Regions from separate parts of the Homo sapiens genome. Here all the other regions are linked to region 1. Evidence: chromatin loops called from intact Hi-C (ENCODE). Cell type or tissue: heart right ventricle. All regions are shown on one strand. Region 1 overlaps SH3RF2 (SH3 domain containing ring finger 2). Region 2 overlaps SH3RF2 (SH3 domain containing ring finger 2). Region 3 overlaps SH3RF2 (SH3 domain containing ring finger 2). Region 4 holds the start of SH3RF2 (SH3 domain containing ring finger 2).

What was found. Peaks named below come from ENCODE experiments on the same cell type or tissue, not always from the same donor. Only the 100,000 strongest peaks of a DNase experiment are listed, where the experiment ranks them.
Region 2: it touches region 1 in a loop (2.0-fold over the local background); 9 of 110 quality-filtered maps call a loop at or near these places.
Region 3: it touches region 1 in a loop (3-fold over the local background); 22 of 110 quality-filtered maps call a loop at or near these places.
Region 4: a loop joins it to region 1, with 2.6 times the contacts of the local background. A loop is called at or near these places in 24 of 110 quality-filtered maps.

Annotation. Positions count from the first base shown.
Region 1 is chr5:146,047,177-146,052,176 of GRCh38, forward strand. It overlaps SH3RF2 (SH3 domain containing ring finger 2), which reads left to right. Exons shown (of 10, transcript NM_152550.4): 6 at 596-687; 7 at 1,899-2,069. The region is part of intron 1 of LOC107986458 (a long non-coding RNA gene); the gene reads right to left. Among named protein-coding and RNA genes, the nearest start is that of PLAC8L1, 56 kb to the right of the region's middle. RefSeq lists an enhancer at 1,497-1,997. In heart right ventricle, CTCF peaks have their summits at 2,442 (motif pointing left) and 2,641; a DNase peak (open chromatin) is centred at 2,465.
Region 2 is chr5:145,972,352-145,977,351 of GRCh38, forward strand. The region is part of intron 2 of SH3RF2 (SH3 domain containing ring finger 2); the gene reads left to right. All of the region lies in intron 3 of LOC107986458 (a long non-coding RNA gene), which reads right to left. Among named protein-coding and RNA genes, the nearest start is that of SH3RF2, 38 kb to the left of the region's middle. In heart right ventricle, no CTCF peak of the experiment used is centred here; a DNase peak (open chromatin) is centred at 2,800; H3K27ac peaks cover 591 bases.
Region 3 is chr5:145,943,370-145,948,369 of GRCh38, forward strand. All of the region lies in intron 2 of SH3RF2 (SH3 domain containing ring finger 2), which reads left to right. The region is part of intron 3 of LOC107986458 (a long non-coding RNA gene); the gene reads right to left. Among named protein-coding and RNA genes, the nearest start is that of SH3RF2, 9.3 kb to the left of the region's middle. In heart right ventricle, no CTCF peak of the experiment used is centred here; a DNase peak (open chromatin) is centred at 2,753; H3K27ac peaks cover 1,353 bases.
Region 4 is chr5:145,933,497-145,938,496 of GRCh38, forward strand. It overlaps SH3RF2 (SH3 domain containing ring finger 2), which reads left to right and starts at 3,082. Exons shown (of 10, transcript NM_152550.4): 1 at 3,082-3,198; 2 at 4,327-4,810. The coding sequence starts at 4,433. LOC107986458 (a long non-coding RNA gene) reads right to left here. Exons shown (of 4, transcript XR_001742913.2): 4 at 2,205-2,267. RefSeq lists an enhancer at 2,820-3,397. In heart right ventricle, no CTCF peak of the experiment used is centred here; a DNase peak (open chromatin) is centred at 3,115; H3K4me3 peaks cover 2,350 bases; H3K27ac peaks cover 1,482 bases.

The sequences.
Region 1 (5,000 bases):
GTTTCTAGCAATAGTCAATAATAAGAATATGGGCTCAGAACTTGGACTACCTGATTTTAGATTTTCTTTGTTTCATACTAATTGTGTGACCTTTCTTTCCCTCTTTGTCTCAGTTTCTCATCCAAATATGGGGATTATAACAATTCCTTTAATAAGGATTAACTTAGCTGATACTTATAGAGTACTTAAAACTGCCTAGTAATTGCTCAGTTCTGAATCAATATTAGCCACCATTTCATTTTCCAAGAGCAGGTTTTCATAGAGGGAGATGGGTGGGGTGGGGAGAGGGACAGGAGGAGGAGCCTGTGTAGTGCCCTGTGGACTGTAAATTGGACGGCTCTTCATCTTCCACCCTATCTGAGCAGGCTTTTGGAATGCAGTCCTGGCAAGCCACCCCACCAGGCCATAAACCAGCTCCTCCCCACCTCCCTGTGCCCACAGCCACAAACCACAGAGAGGACGCACAATGGGTGGCACCAGGCATGGCTGTTGGTTTTCAGCTGTGTCAGGTCTTTCTACGTAGCTGCTCTGTTTGCTGTGGGCCTGGGTTGTGGCATTCATTGGTTCTGCTTGGCTGTCTTTTCTGTCTGTGCAGGTCAGCACTTATCACCCCGCACCTGTCTCTCCAGGACATTCCACAGCCGTGGTCAGTCTGCCTGGCTCCCAGCAACACCTCTCAGCGAACATGTGAGTAAAAGGCTCATCCCTTCACCCAAGTCCTGGCACAAAGGGGTCATCTTTACCATGTACAGTGGTGATCTAGCATCACCATTCCCAAAACATCCCATCCAGAGACAATAGGTCGCCTTCCTTTACCACTTCCAAGTGAAATAATGGTGAAAAACAGAAATTAGGGCCAGGCGCAGTGGCTCACACCTGTAATCCCAGCACTTCAGTAAGCTGAGGCAGGAGGATTGCTTGAACCCAGGAGTTCCAAACCTGCCTGAGCAACATAGTGAGACCTCATCTCTACAAAAAAAATTTAAAAATTAGCCAGGAATGGTTGTGCACATATATTTTCCTAGCTACTTAGGAGGCTGAGGCAGGAGGATGGGTTGAGCCCAGGAGTTTGAGGCATCAGTGAGCTATGATCATCCCACTGCTCTCCAGCCTGGGCCACAGAGTGAGACCCTGTCTCAAAAAAAAAAAAAGACAACACAAATTAGCAAACCACATCACTCTTAGCTCATTATTTTACAAAAGTAGAAAGAGACTGGAAGATTATATACCACAACATCACTGGGAGATTGGGTATTGAGCAATTTCTATTGTCTTGCTTTAGATTCAAAATGTTGGGTCATAAATACATGTTGTTTAGTAAACAGCAAAAAATAAATATAGCATTTTAGAAAGAAAAAACAAAACAAAAAAAACCTTGTAGAGAACACTCCCCCATTCCCTTTGATAAAACGCTCCAATGTCTCACAGTCCTTGGAGTCTGGAGGGACTTCCTGATGTCTGAGATGCCTGGAGGCCATATACTGGTGATCCCTGAATCTGGCAAACCAATGGATTGTTTCCTGAATGCCTTTGATCAGGTAGCTATTCCCACCTCCACAGCCTCATCAGTCCTGATTGTCTTTACCCCCTGACTCATACTTGGATATTACCTGCCTGATTCCTGTGTGGACTTCAGTCACAGCTAATTTTTTGTATTTTTAGTAGAGATGGTATTTCACCATGTTGGCCAGGCTGGTCTCGAACTCCTGACCTCAGGTGATCCACCTGCCTTGGCCTCCCGAACTGCTGGGATTAGAGGTGAGAACCACCGCACCCGCTCGACCAAGAAGGTTCTTATTGCTAACCACTGGGCAGTCTCTCTCCACCATTCCCCCACTCCATGCCCCCCATCAGGCACGTCTTCCTTCCTCCCTCACCAGTTCTCTGTGTCTTCCCAGGTTTGTAGCCCTGCACTCCTACTCAGCCCATGGACCCGATGAGCTGGACCTGCAAAAGGGAGAAGGCGTCAGGGTCCTGGGGAAGTGCCAGGACGGCTGGCTCAGGGGCGTCTCCTTGGTCACCGGGCGAGTCGGCATCTTCCCAAACAATTACGTCATCCCCATTTTCAGGTGTGTCGCCTCCAATCCCAGACTTTGGGAGGTTGGGCCACCCTAGGCCAGGGGCCATCTGTGGGTTGAACTGGTGGAAGACCCAGTGCTCTTTCAGAAAACAGGCCAAGAAAGCGCTTTTTGCTCTATAACCCGCCTATCTCTTTTAAAACAAAATAGCAAAACTAGTTATCTTTTTCGTAGCCCTTCACAGCTTACAAGCACTTTTGTATCTCTTAGCTCACAGGCTGTGCCCAAGAATCCTCTAAGGTAGATATTATGTTACAGATGAAAATGGTGTGCAGAGTTAAGCAACTTGCTCAAGAACTGGATGTCAGGTTTTCTTCTGCACAAATCCCAGGAACCCCACTTCACATCCTCTATCCCAATGCTCCATCTAGTGGCGTGATGGGAAAATGTGGTCAGATGACTTCCCCAGAGCACCTCGGGAAACTTCTCAGGCTGCTAGAGTGACCCCTAATCAGAGTTTCCATGAACTGAGACCCCTACCTCTTCCTCCACACCCAAGATGAAATGCTAGTAACCCTGCAGGGCCTCCTCCCTCACCGCTTTTCCCGATCTCTTACATTGTGTGGCATACTGTTCATGTCATTGACCCCCTCTTTGTCTTACCACCTCATACCACTGCCACAAATGCACCTAGACCCCAAAACTATCCATGACTCCTCCTGCCTCCACCCCCGATCAGCCCAAGCAAACCCTGTCTCAAGGCAGTGAGGCTACCACCACACATCCAACACTGTCTTTATGACATACCAGAGGGTCACAATCACAGGGAAAGAGCCCCATTGTATTCTGTGCGGGTCAGACCTAGTCATATGCCCACTTTTGGGGACCTTCATTTAGGTGAGCTGCCACGTCCGGAGGAGGGCAGCAAGAATGGTGAGGAGACAGCAAACTATATCATAGCAGAAACCGATAAAGAAACTGGGGTTATTTAACCTGTAGAAGACAAGGGACAGAGGGATCACAATACACTGTGTCAACAGGGCAGTAAATTTGTTCTGAGAGGGGGCAGTGGAGTGGATCAGTGTATGCAACTGGTCTTGGTTCAGTAAACCAAGACGTTCAAGAACATCTTGGTTCAATAAAAGGCAGCTTTTTCTAGCCCATAGATTTTTCCAACCAGGCTAGCTGGTGAGGTGGTGGACTCTCTTTTTAGAAAGAGTGCAGGCAAAGTCGGCCTGAGTCCTCATAGATCTAAAGTTGTATAAAAAGATTTCTTCACATGGCAGAAAGTCAGGATAAAAGATCATAGCTTTTCCTTTCAAAGAAAAGTTCTTGAAATTTGTTACAAAGTTGTAAAATATCCAAGGGCAAACTGAGGTCTATAATTGATGCTTTAATTCATTTAATTGGCAAATATTGAGTGCTAACTACATGGCAGGAACTTTTCCAGGCACTGGAGAAATACCAGTAAACAAAATATACAAAATTCCTGCTTACAGAAGCTTACATTCTAGTGGGAGAGACAAATTTTTAAAACCAAGATATTTAAGTAATCTTTATGATGTGTTAATTATACTGGCTAACAAAAAAATCAGAAAAGGAGGATAGAATTTTTGGGGGTGGTTACAATTTTAGATAGGTTGGTGAGGGATGGCTTTGCTGAGAAGTAAGAAGGAAAGCAGGAGCCAAGCCATGTGGATCTCTGAGGCAAATGTCCAGACTAAAGACACAGCAAGTACAAACAAAAGACCTGTAGTAGTCCAGGTGCAGTGGCTCATGCCTGTAATCCTAACACTTTGGGAGGCTGAGGTGGGTGGATCACCTGAGGTCAGGAGTTTGAAACCAGCCTGGCCAACATGGTGAAACCTCATCTCTACTAAAAATACAAAAAGTAGCCAGACGTGGTGGTGGACACCTGTAATCCCAGCTACTGGGGAGGCTGGGGCAGGAGAATCGCTTCAACTGGGAGGGCAGAGGTTACATGAAGCCAACAGGATTGGATTAGAGCAAGCAAGGGGGATATTAGAAAGGAAGCCAGAATGGTAATGGGGTAGCCAGGTCATAAAGAATTTCCTAGGTCATAATGAAGGGTTTAGCTTTAAGCCTGTTGCTGGGTTTTGAGCAGAAGAGTAACATAATCTTAGTTGTGTTTAACCAGAATCCCTGTATTTGCTGGATTGAGAATAAACTATACAAAGGAAAAGGGGGAAGCAGAAAAACTAGCTAAGAAGATATCATAATCCTGGGGAGAGGTGATGGTGAATTGAACCGAAGTGTTAGCTGTGGAGGTAGGGAGAAGTGGTTAGATTCTGAATACATCTTAGACAACAGGGTTTTCTAAAAGATAAAATGTCAGGTGTGAAAGAATAGAGGATCCAAGGTGAGAGCAAGTTTTTTTTTCCTGAGTGACTGCAAGATGGAGTTGCCTTTAAATGAGATAGTGACTGCTCCATAAAACGAGCATGTTTTGGGGTATGGAGGGAAGTAAAAGCTTAGTTCACAGCAGACTAAGCCTGAGATGTCTCTTAATAATCCAAGTAAAGGTGTTGGTAAGCAGTTGAATACATGAGTTTAGCATTTAAGAGAGAGCTCCAGCCTTGAGATGCTATTTAAAGCCCTGAAACGAGATGAGATCATCATGGTGGGATGAGTTGTATCCAGAGAATGACAACGAGCCAGAAGCTGAAATCTTCAAGGAGTGAGAGGAGAGACTTGGAGAGTAAATGCTGACTGCAGGAAGGTGGAGTGGTGGGTAGTCAAGTCTGATAATATGAGTCAAAGCTGGGAAGTATTGAGGAGTGTGGGAAATGGCCTAGAACTGACAGTGAGGAGCAAGGAGGATGCCTACCCTAATTCATGAACGGTTTCTTCCATGGCTTTAAAATGAATTCCCCAGGGCCCATCCCCACGACTAGGGCATTTGCTTATACATCAGGCCTTAGTCCTAAATCCTGGTTATACCATCAAAGACTCAATAGAATA
Region 2 (5,000 bases), 75 kb before region 1:
AGAACAGATGGGTTTGCCACCTCCTAAGGGAGCAAGTGCAGAAGCAAAGGCATTTGAAGAATGTGCTCCACCACTACCGTCACCACCAGAACTGCTAACACCACCACCACTACCACCACCACCACCACCCACTTGCCCACTCGTAGTACTTGCTCTGCTCCCCATAGATCAGGCTCCAGGGTGCCATTCACACGGCAATCATCAGTGACGGCCCAGAGCCAGAGGAGAGGCAATGGGCTAGATGTGATATCTCCTCTTAAACTGAACACTGACTCAAGAGTTGAGTGTCACAGGAAGAGCAAGTGTCTGCTGGGCCCATCACCCCAGAGGTGATTGCTCCTTTATCCTTTATGCCTTTCCAGGAGATACAGAGTCTGCATAAATTATCTTTAATCCTAATGATTTGGCATCATGGAAAGTCATATGGCTTATTTGGTAAAAGGACCTTGAGGGTAAATAGGGCCTTGTAGAGCTGGGCTGGCAGCGTGCAATACCCTGATCCTAGTTTGAGCTCCATGAGGGAAGTACTTTGTTCTATTTGCTGTTGCAGTCACAGTACCAGGCCCACAAGTAGATAATAGAGCTACAAGAAGAACCAAGGTATGAACCTTGCCTTTAAGGTCTACTGGAGTGAGACAGACATGTAAACAGTCAATTTAAATGCAGTGTAATGAAGCCTACGACTGGGGAAAGAAAGGGAAAGACACCTGACCCGTGCTTGGGACTCAGGAAAGGCATTCTAGAGTAAATGACACCTCAACTGGGACTTTAAATGATTAAGAATTAGCCAGTTGAAAAAATAAAAGTGGTTTCAGAGCAGAGGAACAGCATGTGCAAAGGCTCTAAGGTAAGACAGAACTCAGAAATCAGAGGCAGAAAGGGAAACAATGAATCTGAAGAAGTTGGCAATGACCCTTAAGCCAAATTAAGGGATCTGGACTTTATCTTGGGGACAGTAGGGAGACTGCTAAAGAGTTCTGTATGGGAAAATGATATGATCATTTCAGAACTGGGCATTTTCAACGGTATCTTCCACACCACCCAAGAAAAACAGTGGGTCAGAAACCAATTGAACTTCTCTCAAAATTAAGTCTTTTGAGGCTCTTTCACTCTTTCAAGTTCTGAGTCATTTATGCAGTGGATATTGAAATGTCCCAAAACAGGTTTATCCTTTTAAGAAGGATGAGAAGTCATTGAATTCTCTGTTGGCCCATATAGGAAGAAAGAGATAGTGCTTCTATTATGCCATAAAAATGACTGCAGCTTCCCTATGTCTTTCTCCAAGGATTCTTGAGCCCATTCAACCAAACTCAATTCTGTTCTTTGTGGTTTTTTTGTTTATTTTTGTTTTTGACCTTAAGACAAAATCATTTTCTCCTAAATAATTCAGTAAGCAATATATGGAAGTCGTTCTACTGCATTTTCTACTTAGACATATAATTTGATTATGGAATTAGTGAATTAGTTGAAAGGGGTGAGGAAGAATTATGAAAGTTGTGAATGAGTAAAAAGGGGTGAGGGAGAATTGGAAAAGAAGGGACATTCATTTTCTATGCTGTGTAACAAATCATCACAAATTTAGAGGCATAAAACAACACACACTTATTATCTCACAGGTTCTGTGGGTCAGGAGTCTGACACAGCCCAGCTGAATCCTCTGCCATCAAGAGGTTGGTCAGGGTAGGATTCTTATCAGGAGGCTCGACTGAGGAAGGGTTCACTTCCAGGCTTGCTCAGGTTGTAGTCAGAACATTTCCTTGTGGCTGTAAAACTGAGAACCCAGGCTTCTTGCCTGCTGTTGGCTGGAAGCTTCCTTCAGCTCCTAGAGATTGTCCTCAGCTCTTTGCCATATGACCTCCTAACACAGCCACTTCTTCAAAGCCAGCAAGGGAGAGAGTGTCGAGCAAGACGGAATCTTATATAACATGAATTAATCATAGGGTAGTGATATCTCATCACCTTTTTTATGTTCCATTGATTAGAAACAAGCCACAGATCCCACCTATATTCAAGGAGAAGGAATTTCATGGGGGTAGGAGCACCTTTGGTCATGGTAGGAATCATGGGGGCCACCTTAGAGTCTGTGTTCCAAAGATGGATAGGAAAGGAAGGAAAAGAAGAGAGCAAGAAGAAAAGAAAAATGGAGGAGAAGAATGTATCTATGTATATATAGCATTTATTAACCATATATTATGAGCAAGGTACTGTGCCAGTTATCTTCACATGCATTTTATTATGTAATCTTTCTCCAAACCCCATGTGGTAGGTGTTAACTATTGTAACGACTTACAAAAGAAAACTAGAATTCAGAGACGTGAAGCAAGTTTCCTGAGGTCGTACAGTGCAAAAAGTAAAACTAGGAGTCACACTTGTTTCTGCTACACTCTATAGCCCAAGCTTTACCTACTACCCTGTAGTTTAAGAGAGGTGGGAGAAGGAGGAGAAAAGGAAAGAGATGGAGAAATGAGAGATAACAGAGCTTCCAAACATATGCAAAGTTGTTCCTAAAAGAGATGACAATCAATAAGGAAATCTGTAGGTCTACAATATATTGAATCGGTTTTCCCAAGAACCACCCAATTAAAAAAATAGAATCTAGAACTGAAGCCTGTGGGATCACAGATGAGTCTCATGTGTCTGAACTCTTTTCTGGCCCACCTGAGTTTCAGAACCTGGAACCAAACACTACAGCCAAGCTATGTCCAGAACCTTGGAGACACCTGGCTCATCCAGGCAGTGCCCTACACGCATGTTCTGCCAAGCTTCTGTGGGAGAACATCTGGGCCCAGGCAGCCAGGCCAGGGCCTGAGTTTGTTTTTCATGGCTCGTTTGCAATGTCCTGTTCTATTTCTGGACACTCCGTCCTTCCCAACTGACACTGGAGCTCAGTTTCCCAATAGCCAGTTTAACAAAATGGCTCCAAAAGTGCCACTCAGCACTAGTCATTGGAAACCAGAATTTTCCATCATTTACTCTAAGAAGGCTGGCTGAACATGGCACATCCCTGACTCCTGTCTTAGTTGGCCAAGTCTCTCATCTTAGAGGGGCAGCTGCAGACATCACAGGAAGCCTCCTCATGCAGACACAAGGTGACTCACAGCAGTGAGAGGAAAGAAAGGTATTTGGATATCAGATCCCCCTTCCACCAAGTGAGGGAAGGCAGGTGTGCTAGTCCTAGCTCCCACCCCAGCTGTCTGCACTCTTTGACTTGATAACAGCCCCAGCTGGTTCCCTCTGTGCACTTCTGTCCATCTTTCCAGAGTGGGAGATGAGCAAGAATATCTGTGATCTTGGTGGTTCACAGTCAGCCCTGCTAGAGTCTAACCAAGCAATGAACCGTGTTGAGTTCAAACTTAACACAGGACCACTGGACCCTTGGCAGAGAGCCAAAGGAAACAGAAGATGTTGAATCATTCCCCTACTGGGGCAGTGCCTAGCTGTGGAGCTGTAGGGCTGCAGACAAATCCCTGCTCTGTGCCTCACATCCCTTATCTGTAAACTGGAGATAATTAGAGGCCCTGCCTCGTGGATTGTTGTAAGGCTTAGATGAGATAGTACATTAAGACATGGTATCAATTGACCAATAAATGTTACTTACAGTAGGCACTCAATAAGAGATCAATGGTGTTGCCTCAAATACATCATTATACAGCTTGCATAAGATAATGACAGGTCACATACACACCAGTGAAGAACCTTCTTTTGTAACGAGGTGGGTTTTTAGTAAATATTTGTGGAACATTAATCGACTTAGAATATTGAACAACTACAATAGAGAAGCCACTTCACATAATGCTACATAAAGAGGAATAATTAACAAATGCAGGATATTGCAGGGGAAAGAGGCCAGGATTCGCCCTCAGACCCCACCACTTACATATCAGCTGTGTGACCTTAGGCAGGTTAGTTCACCTCCCTGAGCTTCCAGTTCTTCACCTGTAAAATGGTTGTAATACCTGCCTCATCAGCTGGTTGTAAGGATTGAGTGAGATACTGTATCTAAATGCACTTTAGCCCAGTTCTGGACCCACAACAAACTCAATAAATGATGACTTTTATTAGCTATTTTGCAGACTAATGGAATTAAGAAGGAAAAAAAAAAAAAGGTGGGGGGCGGGTTTTGGAAACGCACTTGCCTAAAGGCTAAAACACTGACTGCTTGGAAACCACCACGTAGTTTCACTCCCTAAATTGAAAGAAAGAATGCCTCATTCAAGTGCCTGATTAGGAATTTGAATAATCTAGTTCTAACTAGAAAAGTCAAGAAAAACGGAAGGTATTAGTCATTGACTGATAGAATATCTGAGCTGGATAGAATCCTAGACCATATTGACCAGAAGTGACTTAGCCACTGTCACATAGTTAGCCCAGGCAAGACTAAAACATGATACAAAATCTTGCATGCCTAAGCCATCGATTAATAGCTGGGCTTACTAGCCAGTTATCCCCATGGTTCTCAGTTAAAGGTCATTTGACACCATATAGAGGTCACCCACTGTGTGGGCAAGTCCTGTTGTTTCGGTTAGAGCCTGTATAATAAGGCATGTTGGAAGAGGAAGTCCTTCTAAGACTTACTCATAAAGTACCCCCTTCCCAGAGTCTGGCTCATGCCCTTATTTGTCTATACACACTCTAGGCAAAGTAAGAAATTGTTGCAGTGAAATGCACTCATGTGCTCATGCCAGCTCATGACCTCAGCCAGTCCACACCTTCATCTCATTTACAGATGGGAAAACTGAGGCTTGGAGAAGGTTGCCTCGGCAGAGGCCAAGCAAGGGGAAACTGGGGCAAGAGCAATATCTTCTGATTCCTAGTCCAGGGCTCTTTTTCTTAGGCCCGACTACCTCCTGCACATGCTAAAACAAAAGACAAGACAAGGTAAGCTATTGTCGCTTATCATCTACACTTTGTTCTGACATATATGGTTACTATTTTTCCACAGACCATGAGGAAGGGAACTAACAGTCACTGAACACCAATCATATACTATTGATGCCTTG
Region 3 (5,000 bases), 100 kb before region 1:
AGGTGATAGAACTGTTACATATCCTGATTGTGGTAGTAATTAAATGAAACTATGTATGTGTTAAAATTTATACAAATAAATGCCAAGAGACAAAAGTCGATTTTACCGTATGACAATATTTTAAGAAAGGAAAGTAAGTTCTTGCACATTTCTTTTAGCCTCTGCCTGATATTCACCTGACCCACTCTGATTTCCTTTCATTTCTATGTGTATTGGATCAATGCTATTTCTGAGAAAAACTTCACTATCACTTAAGTGATCAGGGTAATCCCTGCAGTGGGTTCCTCCGTGTTGTAGACAGCCATTCCATTACCTACTTCAGTTTTTTGTTTTTGTTTTTGTTTTTGTTTTTGTTTTATCAGTTAAAGGTGTCTGGCCAAGCAGTGGACAAACCCAATAAACAGCTCACTCCCCACAGGATGGCCTAAGCTCTGAGGCAATGGGTGGGGCATAAGGTTTTTCTTACTCAACCTCAATTATTTGCCGTGTGCATTAGGGACATGTTACCTAAGGGATTAGCCAATATATATTTTTGTGTTGTTTCATTTCCCCTTAGGAAAAGTTGCCTGCCCACCTGTCCGTTCATGCTATAAAAAGTCTCAGGAGAGAAGAAATGTGCCTATTCAGCCCTTGACTCTTGAAGAGCATTCTCATCTGGCCCATTGCCAGCACTGTTACATCACTTTGGCTTAGCTGGGACCAGCTCAGATATAGGTTGTGCAGCCCTAATTTGAAAATCTGACATCCAAAATGCTCCAAAATCCAACACTTTTTGAGTGCTGACATGAGGCTTAAAGGAAGTGTTCATCAAAGCATTTTGAATTTCAGATTTTAGATTTTTCAATTTGGGATGCTCAACTAGTATGTATTCTGCAAATATTCCAAAATCCAAAAAAAATCTGAAATCTGAAACTCTTCTGGTCCCAAGGGATACTCAACCTGGACAACTTTACTCAATTTCTTTTCCCTTTTTTTTTTTTTTTTTTAAATTATGCTTTAGAGACAGGGTCTCATTCCGTCACAGTGCAGTGCAGTGCAGTGGCCCAATTATAGCTTGCTGCAGCCTCGAACTCCTGGGCTCAAGCAATCCTGCCTCAGCTTCCTGAGCAGCTACAACTACAGGCACACACCACACCTGACTCTCCCTTCCTTTCTCCTTCTATTTATTCATGCTTGTACTTTAGACCAGCCTTTCACATGGTGAATTCTGTAATGGGTGTGCCACACAGTGCCAGGGTCAAACAAACCTGAGATTAAAGTAAAACTAAACATTTTCCCTTTGCTGCAGGACTTTTTGCACGTTTTACCATGCTGATGAATTGTAAATTTCTAAGTGAGAGCTTAATAAGAAACATTTCCCACATTTCTATGGCACTGACACCCCTTTCTTCTCCCTTTTCTTGTATTAGCCTCTTAGTAATATTAATTGTCCATGGAACAAAATTTGAGAAACGCTGTCTCAGAGTTCACATGCTCAGTCATAATGCAAAAGATATTTTTAGGAAACTGTTGGAAACTCACTATTGCCACCCTCTGCAGTATTTATTTAGTTCCTACCAGTTTTCAGCTATAGGCACTATGGTAACCTGCACAGCAAAGCAAAGATTCTCACCTCCTCAGTGCAGAAACCAGTCAAGACTAATTGGTAAACCAACTAGTCAGTATACCTGTATACAAAGATACATATATAGAGACATACATGTATCAAAATTAGGGATATTGATATTGATTTTAAGGTATTCATTATAAGATGTATTGTCTATTTAGTTATAGTTCTTAGAGGGAAAGAGAAACACTACTATGTTACATGCTCACTGTAGGATGCATCCAATTTTAGAAATGTTAAGATGTGAAAAAAGAAGTGTCTTACCAAAGAGTACATACTGTCTTATTCCACTTATGTAAAATTGTAGAAAAGACAAAACCATAAACTATAGTGATTTTTTGCATAATGAAAATGTTTTATGCAATGGTATATAGTTTTACGAAAACATCAAAGTAGACACTTAAACTGGGTACATTTTTGTATGTAAATTATAACCCCATAAACTTGATTAAGACAAAGAATTCTTAGACTCAAGAAATGATGGTTTATGAAAATATCAGGTGGCAAGGCAATTCAGTTTGAACAAAATGAAGCTTGATTGATAAAAAGAAACTTCCTAGAAAAACAAAAAGATGTTTTAAAAGTCAGGAAGTGTATGGTCAAGGGAAGAAAAGGCAGGGTCTGTTCTGGGCATGTGGACCTAGAAAAGGCAGGATAGGGCAGGGATATCTTGAATGAGAATTGAAGCTGAAAGAGAAGGGAAGGAAACAGATAGAGGAGAGGCAGAGTGACTAGATACTTGCCTTCCTATCAGGGTGACTAGATACCACCAGGAAGACGCATGTCAAGCATTCTCTGTAATAAAGTCTCTCCAGCAGCCCTCATGCCAGACTTGTTGCCTGCCATTGTGAGGACTATCAGCTGTATCTACAGCAACTTCTTGGATTCAGTGCAGCCAAACAAGAAGTTATCTCTACTCCAAGCAGGTGACCGAGCTTACTGGGTAACTGAGGAGCAGTCTCCATGTCCTTGGCAGACAAAGCCAGTCTTTTCCATTGAAATGGTCAGGTTACCTGAAACCCCTAGCACACATGAACACCAGCAAGAACATCCAAAGCAAGTGATATAACATGAGCAGGGAAAGATAAATCTGTTCACCATGAGCTGCTTCCTGCATCTGGGGCCTGTGCCAGTCCCCAGGGTCACACTGCCCCAGATCCCCAGCTCAGAAGCCAGAGCATTCAACAAACTGTTCCTAAGTGCCTGCTATGTACCAGGCTCTGTCTTGAAAGCTCACACCAGGGACACTCATGAGCTCAGACTCCAGGACTCAAATAGTAGCTGAGTTCATCTCAGATCTCTGTCATTTCTTCGATCTTTTTTCCGAGTACAAACAAAACAGGCAACTCATCTTATCTCTGAATACTGTGCTCAGAGCACCCAGCCCACAGCTTGGCCCATATTAGGAATTTTTTTTAATGGAAGAGTAAATAAATAAACACAATCATGCCTGTGGTAGACCTCATGGGATCATGAAATAACTCCTCATTATGCAGAAATGAACCCTTTATGAATTGAGCCATTACAGAGCTATTTGAGAAACAAGTGGCACACTATATTAGGCATAAAGTCATGTGGTGACTGAAACATTCTTGCTGTGAATCACCTTATTAAATACCTTTTTGGGTGATGAACATCATTCTCGGGAAAATACAGTGGGCCAGCTTCAAGATCTCTTAGCTCATGAGTCGCTAACCCTAAGAAGATAGGCAGTGCCACTCTGCATATGACTAAACTCTTACATCATACACCACAAATTTCATGTGCTCTTTGATCTTGAGAGAAACACTTCATCTTAACTGACACTTAGTCATAGGGATACCAGTGACAGAAAGGAAGAGGCTCTGAAAGAATTTGCCACTGAGTTTATGAGTTGAACTGACCTGGCCTCCAATATGAAGGGAAGACAGTGTTTCCAGTAGAAACATGGCCCCTGTACTTGTGCTGCCAAAGCCCTAATTTTATCAGTTTTTTCAACAATTATATTTTTTATTGTGGTAAAATACACATAACATAAAATCTACCATGTTAGCCTTTGCTAAGTGTTCAGTTCAGCAGCATTAAGTACATTGATCTTGTTATGCAAGTGTCACCACTATCCATCTTCAGAACTTTTTCATCACCCCATACTGAAACTCTGTACCCATTGAACAATAACTTTCCATTCTGTCCTCTCCCATATATATATATATATATTTAAAATAAAATTATATATATTTAAATTATTTCTGAATAATAGGAATAGGTATTTAGTATTATTTTTAAAATATGTATTCCAATTTTCTGCTGCTTCTGACCTTAGACATCTGATGATACAAGTAAACAAGACAATGTTTGCTTAATGTTTACAAGACAATGCTGTCCATTCATGAGTACTGCCTGTGTGTTTCTGGGCAAGTTACTTAGTGACTCTGATCATTGTTACTATGAAATAGAAATAGTAAGGCTCACCTCATATGGTTATTGGGAGGATTTAATGAGATGATGCCTATAAAGTGCTTAGCACAGGGCCTGGCACCAAATAAGCTCCCAGTATGATTAGCTATCTCCTTGTACTCCTCCAGGTAGGTTTCTCTTTTCACATGCTATCATGCCCACCACAGTTGGACTGCTATTTCCCTGTGCTATAGACCTGGGGATAATAAAAATCATGGCATCACTTGGAGGATATATCAAGATAATTCTTATAAAGCTCATAGCACAGGGCCTGACTCATAGTAAGCTCAGTGGCAATCAATGTCAGGCATTGTTATTATTAATATTTCCCAGGTCTCACTTGTTCAACAGACACATATAAGATGTCTTTGATGGGTAAAGTCCCTTTGCTTGGGCTCCAAAAGTGAGAGAGACAGGATCCATGTCCTCAATAGCTTGTGGTCTTTTATGTAAACCACATACTACTTAAAATATTACCAAATAGCTTGTGGTCTTTTATGTAAACCACATACCACTTAAACTTTATTTTCAAGTTATTTTAAGATTTATTAACTGCATCTTACTTATTATGCATGATGCAGTTAATAAATCTTAAAATAAAGGGTGTTCACATGTGTTACGAGAGCACAGATGAAGAACTGGTCAACTCTACAAACAGAGTACATGTATGGAGGACTTACTATGTGTCATTCACTGGGCTCTACCTACAGAATCTCATTTAACTCTACATACAACCCACTGAGAATGGTGCTACTGGTATCTCCACTTTATACAAGAGGTTTGTGTTCTGTAAGTGTAAATATTAATAAAACAAAATAGGAAAATATGATTACACATCAAAATTTATCATCCCTCTAGTTGTGGGAATGTTTAGGGAAGATTTTGAGGTTGTACTTTTTAAAACTAGGCATCAACAGAAACCCATGACACTGAGGATTGCAAACCTCAGAATGCATTG
Region 4 (5,000 bases), 110 kb before region 1:
GTATTTGGGTAAGCCAGAACAAATCCCCATTTAAAACTCTCGCCCTTCTTTAAAAGTTTCAAGAAATTTTCTCTTCAAGACTAACCTCATGTGGGTGGTGTTGGGGACCACCTACAGGGCGTCGTTTGAGAGGTGCTGAAAGATGACCCCTCGCTTCAGTGTACCTTTTCTCTGTCCTCCATTAGAACCTAAAATTCTACCATCACGATTCTACTTGGCTGGATTTTCAATTGCCAGATTTGCTACAAGAGTAACCCACTGGATCTAGTCTGCCTTCCTGGGACTGAGCTGGTTTGACTGCATTTTCTCAGGGATGGGAAGGTTTGAAGCTTTTAAGACCATTGACCATACAGGGGTGTGGAGGGGCCATGAGATGGGTAGACTACAACCCAGAGGGGCCCAATCTCCTTTTCTGACATCAATATTTTGTCTTGGGTTGGCTCTGAGATCAGCTGGTGTGTACAATATGGGTATATGTGTAACCATGTGCAGATTTAAATAGTAAAGATACATGGGTGTACTTATGATATGTACATGATTTTATAAAATGAAAAGAAACACAGGCCCCGGGATTAGACCAACCTGAGTTCAGATCACAAGGTTTGTAACCCTGGGAAAGTTACAGTATCTTACGGGGTGGTTGGGAGAATTCAATGAGATAATATGTTTAAAATCTTAGCATTGGTCAGTGGCATACAGCAAGTGCTCCATAGGTGTTACTATTATTAAGATTATGTATGTGTGCACCCTTACACAAGTGTATGCATGCATCTGCATATAGGTGCAGATATGAGTATGTAAGGGAGATAGAGTGTGTTTAAGAACAAGAGAAAGAATAATGAAAAATATCGCCAATCTCTGCAACAGGAGTTCCAGCATAGGAGTGGCCCTTTTTACGGAGTGAGACCACTGCAGGGCACAAAGGAAACTGACTCAGCTTTACTAAGTGGGAAACAGAGTAAGAGGACAGTAAACCTCAAGAGCTTCCTTAGTGGCACAGACTCAAGAGTAGAAATTAATAGAAGGAGACAGGCAAGCAGAATGGGATGTGATGTTATCAAAGCTCAAAAGTGACGTTAAAAAAGTAATAGTTGAAAGTGGTCTCTGAAATTGTCCTACATCAAAATTAGGCCTCCGTGCTCAGAAAATAGATAACCATCGGCTCCATCCTAAAGTTCTGGGCCACATGCATGTTTGATGTTTTGGAACTAACATGAAAGAACGTGGAAAAATATGTAAACAATGTTTTCAGACCTCCTGGTCTCCTCTTAAGATTTTCCCATTGAGCTGTGTCTGAACACTCTCTGCATAATAAATAATTGTCATCCTTACGTCTAGAGAGAAGATATAGTAATAACAATAATTTTAAAAAGAACACCCAGTTTCTTTCTCTTTTTTTTTTTTTTTTTTTTTGAGACGGAGTCTTAGTCGCCCAGGCTGGAGTGCAATGGCACAATCTCAGCTCACTGCAGCCTCCACCTCCCAGGTTCAAGTGATTCTTGTGCTTCAGCCTCCCAAGCACTCCCAGCCAACACACCCAGCTAATTTTTGCATTTTTAGTAGAGATCGGGCTTCACCATGTTGGCCAGGCTGGTCTCAAACTCCTGACCTCAAGCAATCCACCCACACCTCAGCCTTCCAAAGTGCTGGGATTACAGGCATGAGTCACCGCGCCTGGCCTCAAACACCTAGTTTCTAGTCCCAATTCTGCCCCTAACTCACTGGACAACTTCAAAGAATCCCTTGATCTTTCTGGGCACAGCTGCCTCATCTGTAAGAGAAAGTGAGTAGCCAGTTTTGTCCATTATCTTTTGACCTCTTGCCCTCTTAGGGGAGGCTTAGCTCCCTTGAACCACCTCTTCACCTCTTTTTTTTTTTTTTTTTTTTTGTCGCCCTGGCTGGAGTGCAGTGGCACGATCTCAGCTCACTCCAGCCTCCGCCTCCCAGGTTCAAGCGATTCTCCTGCCTCAGCCTCCTGAGTAGCTGGGACTTCAGGTGCGCACCACCATGCCCAGCTAATTTTTGTATTTTTAGTAGAAATGAGGTTTCACCATGTTGGTCAGGATGGTCTTGATCTCCTGACCTTGTGATCTGCCCACGTCGGCCTCCCAAAGTGTTGGGATTACAGGCATGAGCCACTGCGCCTGGCCAGCCTCTTAAAGTTATATCACTCCATGACATTGTTAAGAGCACAGCCCACTTGCCTTCTGCTAGCTGTGACTCCCGAGATGAGTTATTTATCCTCTCTGTGTCTCAAGTTCCCTCATCTGCAAGATGAAAGTAAAGAATAGTTTAGTGTCTCCTTGGGTTGTTAAGGGGTTAAAGGGCTAACACAGGTAAGGTATTTAGAACAGTGGTTGACACAGATAAGGACTACCCTGGCATTAAGATTGTTATTATTCACTTAATCGGATACCTTTGTAATTTTACATGAAATGTATTATCGATAAATCAAAAAATAGAAATATAGGCATAATCTGAGGATATGAAAAGACTACAGTGGATAACAGGCAGGAGGAGAGCTTGGAGGCCACTGCTTTTCCTTTTTTGAAAAAGCTTCTCTGTGCTTTGATTTTTCACGTATGTGTATATACGTGACACTAGTTTTTTAATTTAAACAGATTGAGCAAAAAGATCACTAAAGTCCCTCTTATCTCTAAATTCAGAGATTGACTATGATTTTCAAAGAGCAATATTTTCTAGGTGTCCGACTTATCCTTGTTTTCATAGCTTGACCATTTTTACTTTTGACCTTCCCAGGAAATCCTTATGAAGATTTAAAATAAACACAATCACTTTGGTATGTTTATAATGGAGCAGGTTCTGACTCCTTGGATACTACAGAAAACGGGAAAGGTGAAAATATGAACTTTGTAAATACTTGGCCTTAGGGACTGGCTTATATTTTACCTCTTACAATCTTTTCCCAGAAGCAATTCAGTAAACTGAAGGAAAGATCATAAAGTTAACAACTGCAACAACAAAAGCGTGGTAAGTAGGCAGCGCCCTGGCAGTGAAAGCGTTAACAGGGCTGGGTAAGGCGATCCCTTGAAATGAGTAAGACTGAGTGGTTAAAGTTTTCAAAGCGGTTGGCAGCAGCGGCGCTTGGAGGAAAGGAAGCCGGTTGGAGGGCGCAGCGCACCCCTGCTGCGCGGAGGAGGGGGCTGAGCTGAACTCAGCAGAAGTTACATGCACAAGGTTAGTGGCCCCCACACGCCTCCCCAGCCCGCTGCCGCGCTGACATCTTTGGAGAGGAGGCTTAGGAAGGCGAGGCGCCATCGCTCATTCTCGGTCGTGTCTGTCCTGCTTACTAGTCGCTAGTGGGGCCACTGGCCTTCTCGCCAAACCTCTGGGCTCGGTGCTTACCGAAGCCCTGGCACTTGTGAGGGACAGCTGACTTCTTCCAGACTTTTCTAAACTGGAGGCTTCTTTTCATACATCCAAAAGGAAACTTGTTTCTGGAACAAGTACTGTTTTCAGAGTACACACACACACGACCCCTACCTGTATATGCTGCCCCAGTACGGTTTTTACAGGTCGTGACCACAATCCAGAATTCCTATCTGCTTCATTTGAAATTGAGAACAATGTCAAAGTAACTAAACAGGCTGCACTACTTTACCTTGTGGGAGGAACATTGTCTCTGAGCCTAAGGTAATCGGGATGAGGAGAGAAAAAAAAAAAAAGATGAAAAAAGAAAAGAAACAAAGCTTCCAAGCACCCTGACCTGTGGTTAAGGCAAAACAATTTTTGGAAATGGGTTTCTAGTGGAAATTTTTCTTGTACATTGCTAGAATCATGTGGGAAGGTATATTGTGAAGGAAATAATTCTACATCTGCATGAGATTCAGATAAACTTACCCACCTAAACTAATCTGCATGTGGTGCAGATAATAGATACATTTAGATTTAGGGGAAGGAGGAGGAGGAGATAGCTTCACAGAAATTGCGTTCGGAGGGGGCTTTGTTGTAAGAATTGAGACTGTCCAGGAGCTTTCCCCGGGCAGGGGGTAAAGGACCTCTTCCCGCCCTGGCTGGTAGAGAGGGGTTGGGGGGCCACTTCAGCAGGCCAGTTTATCTCCCTGCTTTCCTGTCCACATAGGCAATAAGCAGTCAGTCTTGTGCTGAATGTTCCCTCTGATCCTCACAGCAAGCACGAGTTGAGTCTTATACCTGCTAGCATTGAATCAGAATGAGTCATTTGAAACTTGGGTGCCGGAACAAAGTACTTGCAAACTGCCTTATGAGACACTGCCTCAATGTAGGTGGGATATACCTCTCGGAGCAGTCACATTTTTTTTTCTCTCCTCTCCCTCCTTCAAGCAGGCAAAAATTCTGACGTTCTCAAGAGACCAGCTCTGCCCCCGTGGCTCAACTGACCCTACCATGTGGACGCTGCTCCTCCAGGTGGGAACTGGAGTTTTGAAATAAAATGGATGATTTGACGTTACTTGATCTTCTGGAGTGCCCTGTGTGCTTTGAGAAGCTCGATGTCACAGCCAAAGTCCTCCCTTGCCAGCACACCTTCTGCAAACCATGTCTACAGAGGGTTTTCAAGGCCCACAAAGAGCTGCGGTGCCCCGAATGCAGGACGCCTGTGTTTTCCAACATTGAGGCGCTGCCGGCCAACCTGCTGCTCGTGCGCCTTCTGGATGGAGTGCGCTCAGGGCAGAGCTCCGGGAGAGGGGGCTCCTTCCGCAGGCCTGGCACGATGACCTTGCAGGATGGCAGGAAAAGCAGGACCAACCCCAGACGTCTGCAGGCCAGTCCTTTCCGGCTAGTGCCTAATGTCAGAATCCACATGGATGGGGTAAGAGAGATCTTATTTGCTAATATCATGTCCACATAGAGGTTGGATTTGTGTATACAAGGAGCTAGAGATTATCTTCTTTTAGTTACATTCCAGAGTGCTGCTGTTGATTTCCCAGTGATAAGTTTCTGTGGGCAGTGATCATTTTACTCAAATACAATGAAAACCTGAGCCTATCTAATCCATCTAA